Linked DNA regions of Mus musculus: region 1 is linked to region 2. The links are chromatin loops, found by intact Hi-C in ENCODE. Cell type or tissue: gastrocnemius. All regions are shown on one strand. Links, peaks and the distances in the headings refer to the core of each region. The heading gives the core; the rest is flanking DNA.

Region 1 (8,330 bases), core at 261-8,260, 71 kb after region 2:
CCTACATCTCATTCGTGGCTTGTCTTGAGGGCTGTGGCATCTACCAGCAGCCTTTCTGAGTCTCTGTCCCATGTCAGGTGGAATGGCAGGCAGGATGAGGCCTTTCACCATTCCAAGGTGTCTAAGGTGTCCCTGGGGTCCTGAAGAATAGTATTTGCATGGATGTATGTGGAAGCTCTTCCTGGATGTCTCAAGGGAAGCAAGGGGCTTCGCTCTTCCTCCAGAGACATTCCTTAGGGGTAATGCACAGGCCTGAGTCCAGCTGTAAGGGTACACCGGCTTCAGCTTAGTCCATATATGTTGGCTGGTGCCAAGTTCTGAGACTACTCTGTCTTGACAGGCTCACACCATGGTGAGGAAAATCTACTAATTGCTGTAGCAAGAAGTCCAGGTGACTCTGGCACAGCTGGTCAAAGCACGTGTGTTCTTTCCCTTTTCCTTCCATGTGGTACTGGCCTCTCCAGCTTTGTCATCAGGTTTGGTCTCCCCGATGGCTTCAGTGCTTTCAGATGCTTTCCCCAAAGCCATCAGCAGACATCCCTCCAGCTTCTCTAGTAAGGGATAAGTTAAATTAGTGCTTTAGATTGAGCCTGAGTACTTTGTATCCCAGGGAGGAGGAGGAGGAGGAGGAGGAGGAGGAGGAGGAGGAGGAGACATTGGAATGCATGTTGGTCCTGCCAGCAAGAGATCTGCCAGTTGGAGTTTGGTACCTGTACTTGAGTCACTAATAGTACAGGTATCCAGGAGCCTTTGCTCTTTAGGCCCCAGAACAACTGATACAAAGAGACCGTCATCATAGACCCTGGGTCTTGCATTATTAGCCTCCTCTTAGAAGTGTGTTTTGAGCACTCTTGGATGCATTACCCCTTTGGCCTCAGTACTGCAGTTCTTGTTCCTGGCGTGGTGCTGAGCACACAGCAAGCACACTGTGCTTAATATCAATACCATGAGATGCTGCACGTGTGATGTGCTGGCCTCTCCTTTAAGAGCTTTATAGGCTCTCAAGGCTACTCCTTGTGTTGACACACCCTGTCCCATTGCACATAAGTCTCAAAGAAGCTTAGCAACCTGCAGGGTTCTCAGCTAACGGGGCACAGCAGGGAGCCCAGGCATGACTCCTGGCAGCAGCGTCTAACACTTTTGTGCTTTCTACCACTAAGTTGTGTTGTCCAGCCATCTTATTGAGAAACTAGATAGATGACCAGAGGGCAATGATGTAAGGGCTTGGGGCCACTGGAGAAAACCTCTGAAATGTACTTACACTTCAAACACTATGGAAGCAAAACAGAGTGTTATCCCAGGGAGCCAGGATCCTGGAGCACTTTGTTGGTTGGAAGTCCTGCCGTAGTTGGAGCTGAGTTCTAAGCATCAGAAGCAGTATTGCACTCTAGAGAAGTCTGAGGAGGGATTGTCACCCCAGGTCCAGCTCTTCTAGGGGTCCAGTCACCGTTTCTATGGCTCAGTTATTCTCATTTTCTCATGCACCATGACAAACCTGACTGTCCTGGTTGTCATTGGCCAGACACTTAACAGCTGGCCAGTACCCACCCAACCTGCCCCACATTTTGCTTTTTTGCAAGCTATAAGTGAACACAAGGTTCTGTACCCATAGGAGCTCCTTTGTGTGCCCAGTCTGAGCACATACCTCTTTGAACAGCCATGCAGATCTGTAGTGTTGATCTGGAAAGTATAACTTCAGCTCTCTAAGTCCAAGGGATGGTAAGTTGCAGCTTTGGGTCAGAGATGAGCAGGAACTTGTTACAGGGTTCTACATCAAGGGTGGATGGAGCTGCACAAGTCACACCTGTGGTCACAGTGGGGAGGGAAGTCCAGTACACACTTAGGAGGAAGCTTAGCTTTGTGAACACAGAGCTGATGTGTGGTTGAGGACGTGGTAGCTCAGTGGTAGAGCTCTTACCCAGCATGAACGAGATCTTAGGTCTTTTCCTCAGTGACAGACAACACACACACACACACACACACACACACACACACACACACCAGAATAAAAAGGAGTTAGTGTTCAGCACCTGTGTTTAGCCCCCATCCTTTATGGAATTGTGACACACCCATTTTATAGACAATGAAGCCATAACTCAGAGAGGTAGAGTTGCTCACTGGACAGTGTCATTGAGGTTTGCTGAGCTGCAGGACTTGCTTCCTCTCCCCATAAGACGAGGATAGCAGGTTGGCCCACCTTGCAGCACTGAGCCCTCAGACCCTGCCTTGAGAGAATTTAGAGATCTCTGTAGACACCAATTACTGAGGCGTGGACTTCTGTAACAGTGTGTACATTCATTGCTCGTGTGTGTGTGCATGCGTGTACACTTGAGCCCAGGGCAGAGTGTCATCCAGTAGTACCAGGTTCTGACTTTCAGACCTTTCTCACACTTCACAGAGGGCCATCCGTGTGCGCAGCCATTCCATGGAGACCATGGTGGGTAGCCAGAGGAAGCTGCATGGCGGGAACCTCCCTGGCAGCCTCAGCGGGGGCATTGTCCACAACAGCATGGAGGTCACCAAGACCACCTTCTCGGTGAGTGTTTTCACACTGAGCCAGCATGTGGGGGAAGAGGAGGAGGGAGGAAGGGTGTATCCCATGCCAGGTTTGGGCTAGGCAACTTTAGCAGGGCAAGCTGGTTGATGGGCTGGGGAACACTGAAGCTGCTGAGGAGGTGAGCCAACCTCTGCTTGATGACAGTGGCTCTGTGGTACTTCTAGGCCAGGTCGCCCCTGGGGTTGGCTTGTACCATGAATTGTTCTCTGAGTTTTCTTAAGAACTGAGCTTGGGGACTCATGAGGTAGACCCTAATTATTGATGATGGTAACAGTGACCACACCAGCTTGCTCTGTACCAGGCACTGAGCTGGCGACTGATATCCAAGATCCTACCTGATCCCTGTCACGGTTGTCTGTGTAGACACAGGAGCACTCTCTGTTCCTGACTTTAGGAAAAGGAGGCTCAGAGAGGTTAGGTAACTGACTAAAAGTCACCCAGCTAAGATGAAGGTCTGGGTTTTGAATGCAGGACCTCCTGATAGAAAACTTAGCCTCTTCATTACTGTGTGTTCAGTTCTTGGGGAGAGCCAGCCTTGTGGGTCTGTGAGCTCAGGCCTCTTGACTCACACAAGGGGAGGGAACCACATAGTCAGCCATTAATAAGGCAAGTGGCTTTTGATTTGTATAGAGTGGAATTTTCTTTGAAAAAAAAATTAAGTAACAGAATAGACTCACCAAGGTGTTGACTTCTATTATAAACAGCCTTTTGAGCAATGGCTTGATTTACCTAATATTTTCACATATATCACCTTGTTTCTCCCAGAAGGTCATGTTAGCGGCAGAGGATGGGGAAACTGAGGCCCAGAGAGTCTGACCATTCTCCCAGAGTGGCACAGCACATAATGGGCATTGAGGCTGGGGTTAGAAACCTAGCAGGCTCCATGGCTTCTTGCTCAGACCTTCACCTCTGTGTCCCCCTCCTCCCCGGAGACCGGAGACTGCCCATCAGTGCATCCGGACTCAGCTCAGCTGCTCTCATTGGTCTGTTGCTGTAACTCCTGCCTGGGTCCATTGATACCCATTTATTCACGAGCAATGATGGAAACTCAGGAGCCCTGGGTCCTTATTGCTAGCTGACCTTGACACATCCCTGTCTCCTGGTCCTCGGCTTTCTAATTAGTGAGGTGAAAGGTTGACGCTGGACTATCCAGGGGACCTCTAGATGTTTCAATCTGTGATTTAAATCATCTCAACCAGCTCAGCATCTGGCCCCACTATGGTGATCCTTCAAGTGCTCTAGGCTCTGTTGGACCATTACCTGCCGGCACAGGCTTGGTTTAAGAGCAGGAAAGAGGCCGTGAGTGGCCCAAGTGCCGGGGTCTGAGCTCTTTGCTGGTTTCTCCGGTCTCACAAGACAAGGATTCATGTGAAGATCAGAGAAGGGGTGGGAAGAACCGGGTGGGCGTGTGCACTCACTGTGGCGGTTTTATCGTCAGCCTCCAGTGGCCGCAGCAACCGCGAAGAACCAGTCACGGAGCCCCATCAAGCGGCGGTCGGGACTCTTCCCCCGCCTGCACTCGGGCTCTGAAGGCCAGGGAGACAGCCGGACACGATGGTAACTGTCAGGTCCTGGATGCCAGCCCAGCTGTGAGGCCAGTCAGCTCTCTTCTCCTTGATAACTGTCAGGTGCCCACGCATGGGCACAGGTTTTCCTAGTGTCAGGCTTCCCCTGAACCTCGGCCTCACTTCAGGTGCCTGCATGTCCTGTTCCTTGTGTTTAGGAGAGAGGTCCTGACTGGGCAGCGATCAGAGTTTCTGATGCAAAGAAACTGAATAGATTTCTATGACTGCTCAGAGAGAGTGCACAGAGCCCCAGTGTACTCAGACAAGTAGAAGGTCTCCTGGCAAGCACAATTGGGAAGACTGCATGGTGTGTGTGTGTGTGTGTGTGGGGTTTCCAAAGCTAGGAGGGAAGTTCATTGTAGTGACCCAACCCTGTGGTTTGACGGTCAGGAGGTCACTAGTCACCTCACTAAAGTGCATGGAGGGATGGGAAAGTGGCTCAGTGGTTAATGTTGCTGGTCATGTATGAGGACTTGGGTTTGGATCCCTAGCATCCTTATAAAAAGCCAGGTGTGGTGACAGGAGAGTCCCTGGGGCTTTCTGGTTAATCAGTGAGTTCAAGGGTCAGTGAGGGATTGCCTTAGAAAATGAGGAGGAAAGCTGTGGCGGGCACACCTCGTGGTGACTTCTGACCTCCATAGGCACAGGCAGTTGAAAGCACTGTGCACACATGCATAGGCCTTCCCCCCCACTCCACACCTACACACACACACACACACACACACACACACAGAGTTTATATAGGTCATCGACACCTCTAGGGTGCCTGTGATTGCAAAGGTAGATAGCACGTGTTATGGAGGATGCGGAGATACTGGCACATTTGTACATTGCTGGTGGGGATGTGAGATAGTGCATCTGCTCTGAAACCAGTGTGGCAGCCCTCCAAGGGCTAAACATAGAGTTCCCATCAGACCCCGCAATCCCACCCGTTGGTATGTACGTACGAGACCATGAGAATTGAAAGCAGTTGCCCACAACACCAACACATATTTATTAATTGTAGCATTATTCACGGTAGCTCGTAGTGGGAACAATCGAAGGGCCTGTCATCCGATGACTAGATAAGCAAGATGAGCTGAGTATACCCACAAAATGTACAAATAACAAGCACTGAGATGCCGATGCAGGCTACAGCCCAGGGAAGACTTTGAAAGTGTTAAGGTAGTGGAATCCAGATGCGAAGACCATGTATGCTGTCAAGTCCCATTTCTGTGGAATGTCCAGACTAGGCAGAGTTCATAGAGACAGAAATAAATAGGTTAGGGGTGGGGGTGGGGGTGGGCAGTGATTGCAGATGAGCCAGAGTCTTTTTTTTAAAAGGCCTTAAAATGTTCTAAAATTAGACTGTGGCAATGGCTGCACAATTCCATGAACACTTAAAAAATGTGACATGTACATTATGCCTCATTAATGCTGCTATTACAAGAAGTGCACGGAAGGGCTGGCGAGAGGGCTCAGCAGTTAAGAGCACTGGCTGCTCTTGCAGAGGACAGTGGTTCAGTTCCTAGCATCCACACAGAGGCTCACAACCATGTGTAATTCTAGTTCCAGGGGATCCAGTGCTGGCTACAGACCCATGAGTACACTGTGGTGCACATACACACACGCAGGCGAACACACATAGACAATAAATAAGTACACAAACAAGGCTTAAAGAGAAAAAGAGATCAGTGGTCCTGGGGCTCAGAAATACTAATGAAGAAACAAGCGAATTGAGGACAGAGCTGTCCTGGTCCTGGTACAGGGTAAATTGTGATCTTTGCTGAATGGCAGGAGAAGGAAGCTTTTGGATCCTTGGGCTTAGGGAATCCCTTCACTTCCCAGCACCCAGGGATGCTTGTCATATGTAGGATCTTCTCAAGGGTCATTACAGCATGTGTCCCCCCTCCCCCCCTCCCCCCCCCTCCTACCCAGTCCCTCTCAGGAATCCAAGGGTACTGCATTGATTTCTGAATGGCCCCGCTCAGTTCACTATGGGACCGGCTCTCCATTCATAGCTCTGCCCGGGGGGGATGGGCAGCATGGGAGAGGGATAGACTTGGCTGGAGGCCATCAGGAGCTCTGTTTGGTGGCCTTGGACTGTCACCATGAATTCAAATTGGCCTTTGTTGTAGGGAGCAGAAACCTCTGCTGTCTTATGTAATCTCAGAGGCTCAGGTCTGGAGGGAAGAGGCGGCTACCCTCTGTGTACTGGCCCCCGCAGCCTGAGCTCTGACTGAGGCCAAGGGTGGACAAGGGCAGGCTCCTGGCCTCCAGCTTCACTTCTCTTTATTCTCCTTCCCCAGTGACAGTGCCTCCAGCACCCCCAAAACCCCAGATGGCGGACACTCTTCTCAGGAGATAAAGTCTGAGACCTCGTCAAATCCCAGCTCTCCAGAAATTTGTCCCAACAAAGAGAAGTAAGGGAGTTGGGTTTTGGGAAAGGCAGGCTGGCGGGGGGGGGGGGCAGGTGGGGTGGGGTGGGGTGGGGTGGCAGTTCTTGACTTTGGAAGTCTCTGGAACACAAAGACCACCAAGCAGAGGCTGGGGGAGCTGTCTTGGGCAAGCGCAGTTTTCTGGTGGACCTGCCTCTCTCTCCATCTGCCTTGCCTCCAATTCTCTGCAGGCCCTTCATCAAGTTGAAGGAGAATGGCCGTGCCAACATCTCCCGCTCCTCCTCCAGCACCAGCAGCTTCAGCAGCACAGCAGGGGAGGGCGAGGCCATGGAGGAGTGTGACAGTGGGGTAAGCGAGTCTCAGTCAACCAGAGAACAGCACTCTGAGGCTGTCTTAGTCAGGGTTTCTATTCCTGCACAAACATCAGGACCAAGAAGCAAGTTGGGGAGGAAAGGGTTTATTCAGCTTACACTTTCCGCATTGCTGTTCATCACCAAAGGAAGTCAGGACTGGAACTCAAGCAGGTCAGGAAGCAGGAGCTGATACAGAGGCCACAGAAGGATTTTACTTACCTGCTTGCTTCCCCTGGCTTGCTCAGCTTGTTTTCTTATAGAACCCAAGGCTACCATCCCAGGGATGGCACCACCCACAAGGGGCCCTCCCACCCTTGATCACTAATGAGAAAATGCCACACAAAACACCCAGTACAGGGGCCTAGCTGGTCATACTCTGCTTTAAAAGAATACCATGGAGAAGGAGTGGCCTCTGCAGCTGTTGCTACCAAGAAGAGCACTGAGTCTCAGCAGAGAGCAGTGAGTCTCAGCAGAGAGCAGTGAGTCTCAGCAGAATGCTTGAGAGCTGTGGTGGAGGTTGCTTATGCCAGGGGGACACCAACTCGAAAGGAAAGAGGTCAGGGAAAGGCTGAAGTCATGGCTGATGCAGAAGAGCCGTAGAGGTTGGAGGCAGTGGCTTTCGTGATCCATCTCAAGACAGCTGTAGGGCTGCTGGGTATACACTGGCCATGCTCACCCAGTTTCTCTCCTCAGAGCAGCCAGCCATCCACAACCTCGCCCTTCAAGCAGGAGGTGTTTGCCTACAGCCCATCCCCGAGCAGCGAGAGCCCCAGCCTGGGGGCTGCCGCCACGCCCATCATCATGAGCCGGAGTCCCACAGGTCAGTAGCATGTGAGGATCTGCGTGATGTAGTTAGAAGGGCAGAGCTGTGTCCTGACTGCAGTCCTAAGGGCATGTTCCCCAGGCACGCTTGATGGGCCAACTTCTCCTTTTCTAAGCTGTCAGGCCCGTTACCTCCACTAGGGTACCCCATCTTCCTATCATCTTCTTATCTTCGTATATATGGGGAGACAGAGGCTCAGAGGATTGAATGATTTCATGTTGATCCCACGGTAGAGAAGTTAAGAAGGCTGTACACTCTACTGACTTCTTGCTCTACCCTGTTACCACCGAGGGCCAGTGCTACCACAGCAGTGATTCTGAGCACCCGACAGTGAGAGGAAATGGCAGTGGAGGGGGCTGGAGGAATGAGAGACTGTGTTCTGTGTGTGTGTGTGTGAGGTTTAGGGCAGTGGGGTCATGGAGATGGAGAGGTGAGAAAGGACAGGGGTTATGGGGACCATGACTGGCCTGCCAGGAGGCCTGGGGAGGACTCGGGCATTGTTGGTAAATGCCACGGAAGGTTCTGGAAGAGCTGCCTGGCACTGAGGAAGACCATTTGGCAGCTGCATGCTGAGTATAGAAAGAATCGGTGGAAGCTGGGGAGGAGGCACCTGCAGAGGCACAGTGGGCACCTAGGGGAGGCAGGGTCATGGCA
Region 2 (8,330 bases), core at 192-8,191:
TCTGGCTGCTGTAACAAGTGGCCACGGCTCAGGGTCTGAAGACAGCACAGGTTTGTCACTCCCTATTTCTAAAACACCCTATCCCCTGGTTATTACTGGAAGTTGCATTCCCCGTGGTGGTTTTGAGAGGACCCATGTCCTAGCCCCATCCAGCTTTTGGTAGGCCGCCTCTGTGCCTTGGTATCTCCCTTGCTTTGTTTCCAGAGCTAGTGACTCTGAGCCAATTCCTTCTTCTCATGCTACTACCCTGCCCCTGCTGGTTTCCTTTCCTGATGACGTTGTGCCCACCTGGGTCACGCTGCTTCTCCTCCCATGTCAGGGTCAGTCACAGCAGCCTGGAACCTATCTGTGACAGCAACACTCATGGCGGTGTGAGCTTACACATCTGTAGTTCTGGGAATCAGGATGAGGGCATCTCTGAGGAACAGATGGGTTGTTCTTATGGTTCAAAGGTGGAGGCCAGGTCTTGTTCAGGCCTTGCCTCCTCATATGTAAGACAGGGAACCACACCAGCTTATGACTCTGAAAGATTCCATGGCCTTGTGACTGAGGCGCCTCCATTCGGGTTTCATTATTTTGTGAACCTGTAACTGGTGAGTTCTCACATGCCCTTACCTTGATTGTATAGCCTTGGGGTTGGAGGTTCATTGAATGTTCTCCATGTTTTTCTACAGAGGAAAGAAGGCTACATAACCTGTTGTCATGTTAGAGTTGAGACATGACCCCCATTTAAAAATAGCGTTTGAATATTTATTTATTTTAATTTATGTGTATGAGTGTTTTGCCTGCATATATGTCCATATACCATGTACATTTCTGGTGCCCAAAGAAGTCAGAAGAGGGCATTGGTTGGATCCCCTGAAACCTGAGTTACAGGTGATTGGGAGTCATCTTGTGGGTGCTGGGAATCAAACCCAAGTCCTCTGCAAAAGCACAAAGCGCTCTTAACCACAGAGCCATTTTCCAGTCCTATGATTGCTTTGTAATGTTCAGTTAGCAAACTTGCAAATCACACAGACACACACACACATACACACACACAGACACACAGACACAGACACACACACACACACACACACACACACACACAGAGAGAGAGAGAGAGAGAGAGAGAGAGAGAGAGAGAGAGAGAGGATGAGAATGCTTTATTTCCTCAGCTATAACAGAGGCTTGTCAAATTTTTTCATTTGTTTAGATTTTGTTTTTGTTTTTGTTTTTGTTTTTTTTTTTGAAACAGGCTTTCACTATGTAGCACTGGTTAGCCTGGAACTCAATATGTAGCTCAGACTGGACTCAAACTTATAGATCTGCCTATCTCTGTCTCCTAAGTGCTGGGATTAAAATCATTCACTATGAATGGACATTTTGGGGAGACAGTTTCATGTAGCCTAGCCTGGCCTCAAACTTGCCTCTCAAGTGCTGGGATTACAGATGTGCACTATCATGTCTGGCTATGTGCCACTGGAGTTCCTGGACATTGAACCCAGGGCTTGAGGAGTGCTAGCCAAGCCCTCACTAAAAAGAGCTGTACCCCTTCCTCATTATTTCTTCCTCCTCCTCCTCTTCTTCTTCTTTCCCTTCCCCTTCTTCCCCTTCCTCCCCTTCCCCTTCTTCCACCTTTTCCCCTTCTCCCCCCTTTTCCCCTTCTTCCCCTTCCTCTTCTTCCCCTTCTTCCCCTTCCCCTCCTCCTCCTCCTTCCCCCTCCCCCTCTCCTTCCTCCTCTTTCTTCTTTCTTCTGTCTTGTCATATTTTGGAGGCTGGCCTGGATTTTGCTTATTGCCCAAGCTAGCCTGAAACTCATGGTTATTCCTTCTTAGCTTCTTGGATGCTGGGATTATAAGCAACCCCAGCCTTTGTCTAACCTTTTCTTTAAAGTGCCATTGCTTGCCTCCAGTCACACACTGTCATCCTCCTCTGATCTAGCTTGAATTTTTCTTGCTGCACATTCAGATCACTGTCTTACAATTTAGCAGTCTGCTCATAGGTAGATAATGACACCTAATCCCCTATAAATCTGTTTTCTGCCTTATTCTAACCACAGCACAAATGTGCTTCCTAGACCCTTGTCATCTCTATGTTAGTGGAGTGGGCATCTGTGTGTGGGCCTGGGGTCATTAGGCTGAGGGTGGGAGGCAACTCATTGTGCGTAGATAACCCCAGGTGACCTGCCTGGTGTGGAAACTCCCCCTCCTGGTCCTCCAGGTCAGATAGCGTTGCCAGGCTACCGGAGGCTCCAGTGGGGAGAGAGAACAGGCACACATGTTTAAAATTCAATATTGTGTCCTGGCAAACACTCCAGCGGGGCCTTCCAGCCCACTGATAATCTCTAATTCTCCCCACTCCTTGCGGGCGGGGCTCTGCCCTGAGACCCAGATGGTCTCTTCTGGGAATTGCCTGTCAGCTGTTGTGAGGGACAGGGTGGGGGTGGGCTTGTCACTATCTTGGATCATTCTGAGCAGATTCCTGGGAGGCCTGGGCTGGCTGGTGCAGACCTGTCCTTCAGAGGGTATTCCAGAGGATGAAAACCTAGCAAGGCCATGTCCTGTCACAGGTGGTGTCCATTTGAGAGGAAAGGCTCCTTTTCAGAGAAGAGCCCTTTCCTAGGTCACTCAAAGGGCACCCATGACTCTTTCCATGGGACCTCCTGTAAATGGAGACTTTTCACTAAATTGGTTGAATCTCAATTTGAAGGTGGGATTCCAGGTGTAATATGGCTGGCTTCCCTGCAGCCTCATTTCTTTCTGAGGTAGTTCAAGGGTTCCTCAAAGCTGGGGTCCTGATAGAAGAGTTAGGGAGTGAGCAGGCAGTCCATATGTGCAGTGGGAAAGTAGGCCACCTCTTCCACAGGTTCACACAGCCGCTTCGGGTGTCTAAGAAGCACCTGGCCCGTTAGGTCTTCCTGACAGGAAGGGATCACATGGATCCAGCACTGGAGGTCAGGAGCAAGTCGTGTGATTTTTTTTTTTTTTCTTGCTCGTACAAGCCTCTTACCCGTGGCTCAGAATCTTCTCCCCACCCATAGCCCTTCTCCAGGCACAGCTGGGAAGCTGCTCCCCCTACCCAGCATTCCATGCACGCCTCTAGTGCGGTTTCAGCTCCTCACACACCACAGGGTGTTAGGAGGATCCCCAAATTCACTTTACAGTGTCGTCGAATGTTTCTCACGGGTGAGTTCTGCCTAGGGCCTGGGGACACACACAGCAGGAAACAGAGCAGATACAGTTCTTATCCCCATATGCCCGACTCCTAGACAGAGAGACACTGTGAACAGAAAGCCGGCACCTGTTGCTGCTCCTCCGTGCTCTGATGGAGAGCCATGCATTGTATTTTGGAATGGATGACTTTAAGAGTGGCATATTAGGGTTTCTATTGCTGTGATAAAATACTGTGACTAAAAGCAACCTGGGGGGAGGAAAGGACTCATGTTGTCTCACACTCCCAGTAACAAACCATCACTGAAGGAAGTCAGTGCAGAACTCACACAGGGCAGGAACCTGGAGGCAGGAGCTGAGGCCATAGAGGAGTGCTGCTTACTGGTCTGCTTCTCATGGCTTGCTCAGCCTGCTTTCTTATCTCGCACCCAGGACACCACTCAGTGAATTGGGCCCTACCACATCAGTCATCAATCAAGGAGAGGTACCATAGGCTTGCCCACGGGGCAATCTGGTGGTGGAGGATATTTTTTTCAACTGAGATTCCCTCTTCCAAAATGACTCTAGGATTGAATCAAGTTGACAAAATCTAACCAGCACAAATGGGAAAGGCAAATGTGTTTGGGGCTTGGGAAGAGTCTACAGGAAGGTGACAGGCAAGCTGTGCCTAGCAGAGAAGGAAGGGCTTTGTGAAGGGCAGGAAGAGTATGTCTAGATCCTGGGGATAATAAATGCAAAGTACGTGGACAGGCAAGCGCCTGCTCCCCAGGAGCAGACAGGAATCATGGCTGCAGGGGTGTACTACACAGGGGAGGGTGGAGAGGCGGCAGCACACATGTGGATCCTGGGAGTAGGTTTGGATATTTTAAAAAATAATTTATTTCTTTTATGTATACTGGTGGTCTGACTGCATGCATGTCTGTGTGAGGGTGTTGAATCCCCTGGAAACGGAGTTACAGACAGTTGTGAGCTGCCATGTGGGTGCTGGGAATTGAATCCAGACTCTCTGGAAGAGCACACAGTGCTCTTAACCGCTGAGCCGTCTCCCTGGGCCAGGGGTTTGAGTTTGGATTCTTAAGAAATATGTTTTGGTTAATATTTTGTGTGTGTGTGTGTTGCCGTCAGAGCACAGCTTGTGGGACTGGCTCTCTCCTATCGTGTGGGGCTTAGAGATGGAACTCAGGTCATCAGGCTTGGTTGCAAGTCTTTACAGGCTGAGCCGTCTCCCTGGGCCAGGGGTTTGAGTTTAATTAACAGAGAGATGTGATCTACATCTGGCAGCCGTGTGTGCAGAATGAATTATCGATCCGCAGATGTGGGAGGAGGAAGGCTTCGTGAGAAGCTGCCACTAGAATCCAGGACCTTGGACCTGTGCAGTCAGTGGAGGTGTCAAGAAGGAGTGGATGGTCGTTATGTTAGAGAGGTCAAGTCAATGGAATGGGCTGGTGGCAGGTGAGGGGGAGGGAGAGAGCTAGATGGGTCGGCCAAAGGAGACAGGAAGGTTGTCACAGAAGGTGTGAGGTGTGTGGAATTCCACCGAGGTGGCCAGGCCTGAGACTCCACCCACCCTAAAAGGAAGTGTGTCTCCCAAGTGCCAAGCCCAGTGCCTGCTCTGCCCGCTGAAGACAGAGGGCTCCCTTGGCACCCAGGTGCTCTGCTTTCTAGAGGTGTTTGACTTGCGCTGCCTGCCAGCTCCAGGAGATGGCGCTCTGTAGATTTCACCGTGTGCCCTGCTGAGCTCACCTGTATCCCTCCCTGCCCTAGCAACCACATCCCCACCTTTAGGCCTTTGAGAACAAAGTCAAGGTGTTCACATTCCTGGTGGTCCTGTCGGACTAGTTACTCACAGGGTACCACTTGTCAAAGGACTCTTTGATTTAATGAAAATGGCTCAGGATGGTGGTATTCACCTGTAATGCCTGTACTTGGGAGACTGAGGCAGGAGGATTGGAAGTTCAAGGCCAGTCTGGGCTCCAGAATGACACTGTTTAAAAACAAAACAAAACAAAACAAAATCTAAAGAACAAACAAAAGCAATGAAGTTGGGTCTGTGCCTTGGGTCCAGGGCACCTGCTCCTTAGGGAGCCTAAAGGCCCTGGGAACACAGGTAAGATTGAGGAAAGCTGGAACACTTGGATGGATCTGCTTGCTGGGTGCTGGGCAATCCACTGTCTGGGCCTCACATGCTGAATGGCTAGGAGGTGACCTGGAACTTCTTTGACCTGTGGGTTGCTTCTTCCCTGTGACTCCCCCTTGTAGCCAACACCATCAACGACAAGGTAGTTTTGTGGCTAGGGGAGAGGTCCTGAGCTGCTCAGCTGCGTACTGTGTCGGCTGGGTAGACCCACTCCAGACTCACTATTCAGCTCTCTTATACCATACCTGAGCCAACACAGCTTCCTCAGTCAGGGCAAGGATGTCTGATGGGCCTCACTTTTTGCTTTGCTTTGCTGGCTGGTCCACTGTTTCAGTCTAGCCCTGCTTGAAAACCTTGAGTCCCAGATCCGCAAGGTGGCTTACACCCTTAGGACCAGGGCTCCTTAACATCTCTGACACATGAGCTGGATACAGCCATTACTTTGGTTAGCAAGGTGTTGGGTTGTGAGCAAAAGGATAAGGGACTGCCTTCATGTTCCCTTGCTCTGAGACCCTCCTCTGTTGTCCGTGATCCTGAGCCTGGGTCATCTGGGGAGACAGAGTGGAACTGATGCGGATGACAACTGTTTATGATGGGCAGGCGTGTGCAGCTGATCTCTTTTTCCTTGTCTTTGGGGCCCATAAACCTCAGAGGGACTGGGTGTGTGTTTGCAATGAGTGAGTGTTTACTGCGTGTGTGGGGCGTGGGGGTGGACTTGAATGCAAATGTTTTGGGTAGCACTCTGTTATGCCAGCCCAGTGTTTGGGGCGTCTGGGGGTGGATATCCTGGGACTCTGCACTGTGAATGCATTTTTCAGCCAAATGATTTCCCCAAACAGGGACCTCTGGGCCTGGAATGGACAGTCCACCGTTCCTCCCATAAACCAAGTTGGGGTCTTCATTTGCCCCAGCACCCCATTTATCAGCCCCAGCTGGAAAACCAGGGAAGGCACTCATGTTATTTGACATATGGTTTATGGAAGGGAGAGCTGTCTAGCGTCAAAGTCTCCATGTACTGTACATGTATAATTAGTCTGCTGGAGCTGAGGGACTGAAGTACTTATTTAGGTAATCATTAACTAGAACATGGAAAAGAAGCGAACATGCAATTTGCAGATGTTCTCCCTTCCTGCAGGTTAACCTGAAGCGAAGCTCCCAGCTGGTGGGGAGGCTGAGGCCCCCCCCAACCCCCACCCCCACCCCAGCCTCCCTCTGCCATGGCTCTCTGGTGACAGAAGGCTGGGGAATCTTTTAATGGTGGCCAGGACCGGTGGGGATGACTCAGATGACATGTCCTGTGCACATCAGAAGAGTCATGCACCCCACCCCTTTTTTAAATGAGCCTTTTCCCACTCTCCCTCTTTGCTCTAAACCATTGCTTCTCAACCTTCCTATTGCTGTGACCCTTTAAAACAGTTCCTCATGTTGTGGTGACCTCCAACCGTGAAATTATTTCCATTTCTACTTCATAAGTGTGATTTTGCCACTGTTATAAATTGTAATGTAACAAGCTGATATGCGGGATATCTGATATCTCAACCTGCGGCTGCAAAACCAATCAATCAACTCAGTGTTCAGCCCCAGCAGCACGTTTGTTGTGCACCTACTGTGTGCATGGTGAGAACCAAGCTCCGGTAAAATCCCAGGACTCTGTTGTCCCAGGTGCAGGAAGGTGTTCAGAAGAAGAGCCTAGATCATTGAGATTCTTCCAGAACTATCCTCAAACCTGCACTCACTACTGACTGACGGTGCTGGCCCGGGTAGTGGATAGGTGCCTTGTTCTTCACTTTGAAGCAGAGGCTGGGCAGCAGAGGTCACCAAGGCAGGATGGTGCTGGGCAGTACTGGTCTGCTGCTGGTGACAGGCACCTAATGGTCCCTCAGGGGACAACAACAGCTTCCCTGCAGGAGAGTGGGAAGTGAGGCACTGGAGAGCAGAGGTCCACCAGGGAATGTAGGCAGCAGTCTGGAGATTCAGTTCCTAACATTTGACCAGTGTGAGGTTGGGTCCTTTTTGGCAACCCTGGCCATGAGTTATGCGATGGTCTAGAAGACCCCGCATGCTGGGGACTAGTGTGCCGAGCTGGGGTTCACAGCCAAGTTACTGGCAGGACTCAGAAATCCTCTCTGGTAGGTAGCCAAATTCCTAGTTCCCCAAGAAGACTCCTCAGGGGCAGGAGATGGAAGGATGTTCAGGCAGGGACAGCTAGCTAGTGAGAGGGAAACAGGAGCTCTGGGTCAGGCCAGGTGCCACATCTCACCGTGGTGAGTTCGGTCTGGGTGACAATACACAGAATTCTCTTCATTTCTCTCTGGGCACAAGTCCAGGCCAGTGCTGGGGAGGAGGGGGCTCATACTGAACCATCATGGTCAGCACCTGTGGTCCCAAACTTGTCTGTGAATGGGAGAGAATGGATGCTAGACAGAAAGTCTTGCTGACTGGTTCCTACTCCAGAGTCCCAAGTGTGCCATGCAGGAAGTGCCAACCAGAAAGTGAGCAGGGGTCAGGGACAGAGAAGGAATGGGAGAGGGAAGTGTGAAGGCAGGCCTGTCACATGACTGGACTCCCCACCAGGCTGTCAGGAGGCAGCCCTTGCCATCTGTGTCTTCCAGGGCCAAGGAAGCTTTTCTGGAAGGCCCGTGGCTTCACCCTTTCATCTCTGGGGTCTGTTCCCTCTCTTCTTCCTTTCAGCAGGAAGCCTCATGCAACCCTGAGGTCTCTGTGAGGTCAAAGTCACACGTGTCCCTCTTTATCTCCCTGTCTGCTGAACCCACCAGTTCCCCCGCTGACAGAGACTCAACAAGGTTTGTCTCCAGTGACCTCAAGGGATCTTTATAGCTGTTTTTCTTGAAGCTGAGTTTCATGTGGGGAAAACTGGAAATTTCAGGCCACACACTAGATCAAGACCAAGGGCTCTGCCAGAGGACATCAAGGCCAGGAGACTCTCTACAGTGCTGATGCCTGCACCTCAACCAGCACTGGGCGGCTTGGTAACTGGAACCCAGCTGCATCCTGAAAAGTGGGGCTGTTCCTTCAAGGCA

Evidence for each region. Peaks named below come from ENCODE experiments on the same cell type or tissue, not always from the same donor. Only the 100,000 strongest peaks of a DNase experiment are listed, where the experiment ranks them.
Region 1: it touches region 2 in a loop (4-fold over the local background); 7 of 42 quality-filtered maps call a loop at or near these places.

Annotation. Positions count from the first base shown.
Region 1 is chr11:74,391,563-74,399,892 of GRCm38, reverse strand. Rap1gap2 (RAP1 GTPase activating protein 2) reads left to right here. Exons shown (of 25, transcript NM_001015046.3): 18 at 2,399-2,536; 19 at 3,996-4,114; 20 at 6,411-6,524; 21 at 6,731-6,848; 22 at 7,547-7,673. Among named protein-coding and RNA genes, the nearest start is that of Olfr412, 31 kb to the right of the region's middle. In gastrocnemius, for the core only: no CTCF peak of the experiment used is centred there; DNase peaks (open chromatin) are centred at 4,111, 4,973, 6,161 and 6,771.
Region 2 is chr11:74,462,381-74,470,710 of GRCm38, reverse strand. The region is part of intron 3 of Rap1gap2 (RAP1 GTPase activating protein 2); the gene reads left to right. Among named protein-coding and RNA genes, the nearest start is that of Olfr412, 100 kb to the right of the region's middle. In gastrocnemius, for the core only: a CTCF peak has its summit at 4,832 (motif pointing right); DNase peaks (open chromatin) are centred at 2,323, 4,806, 7,393 and 7,841.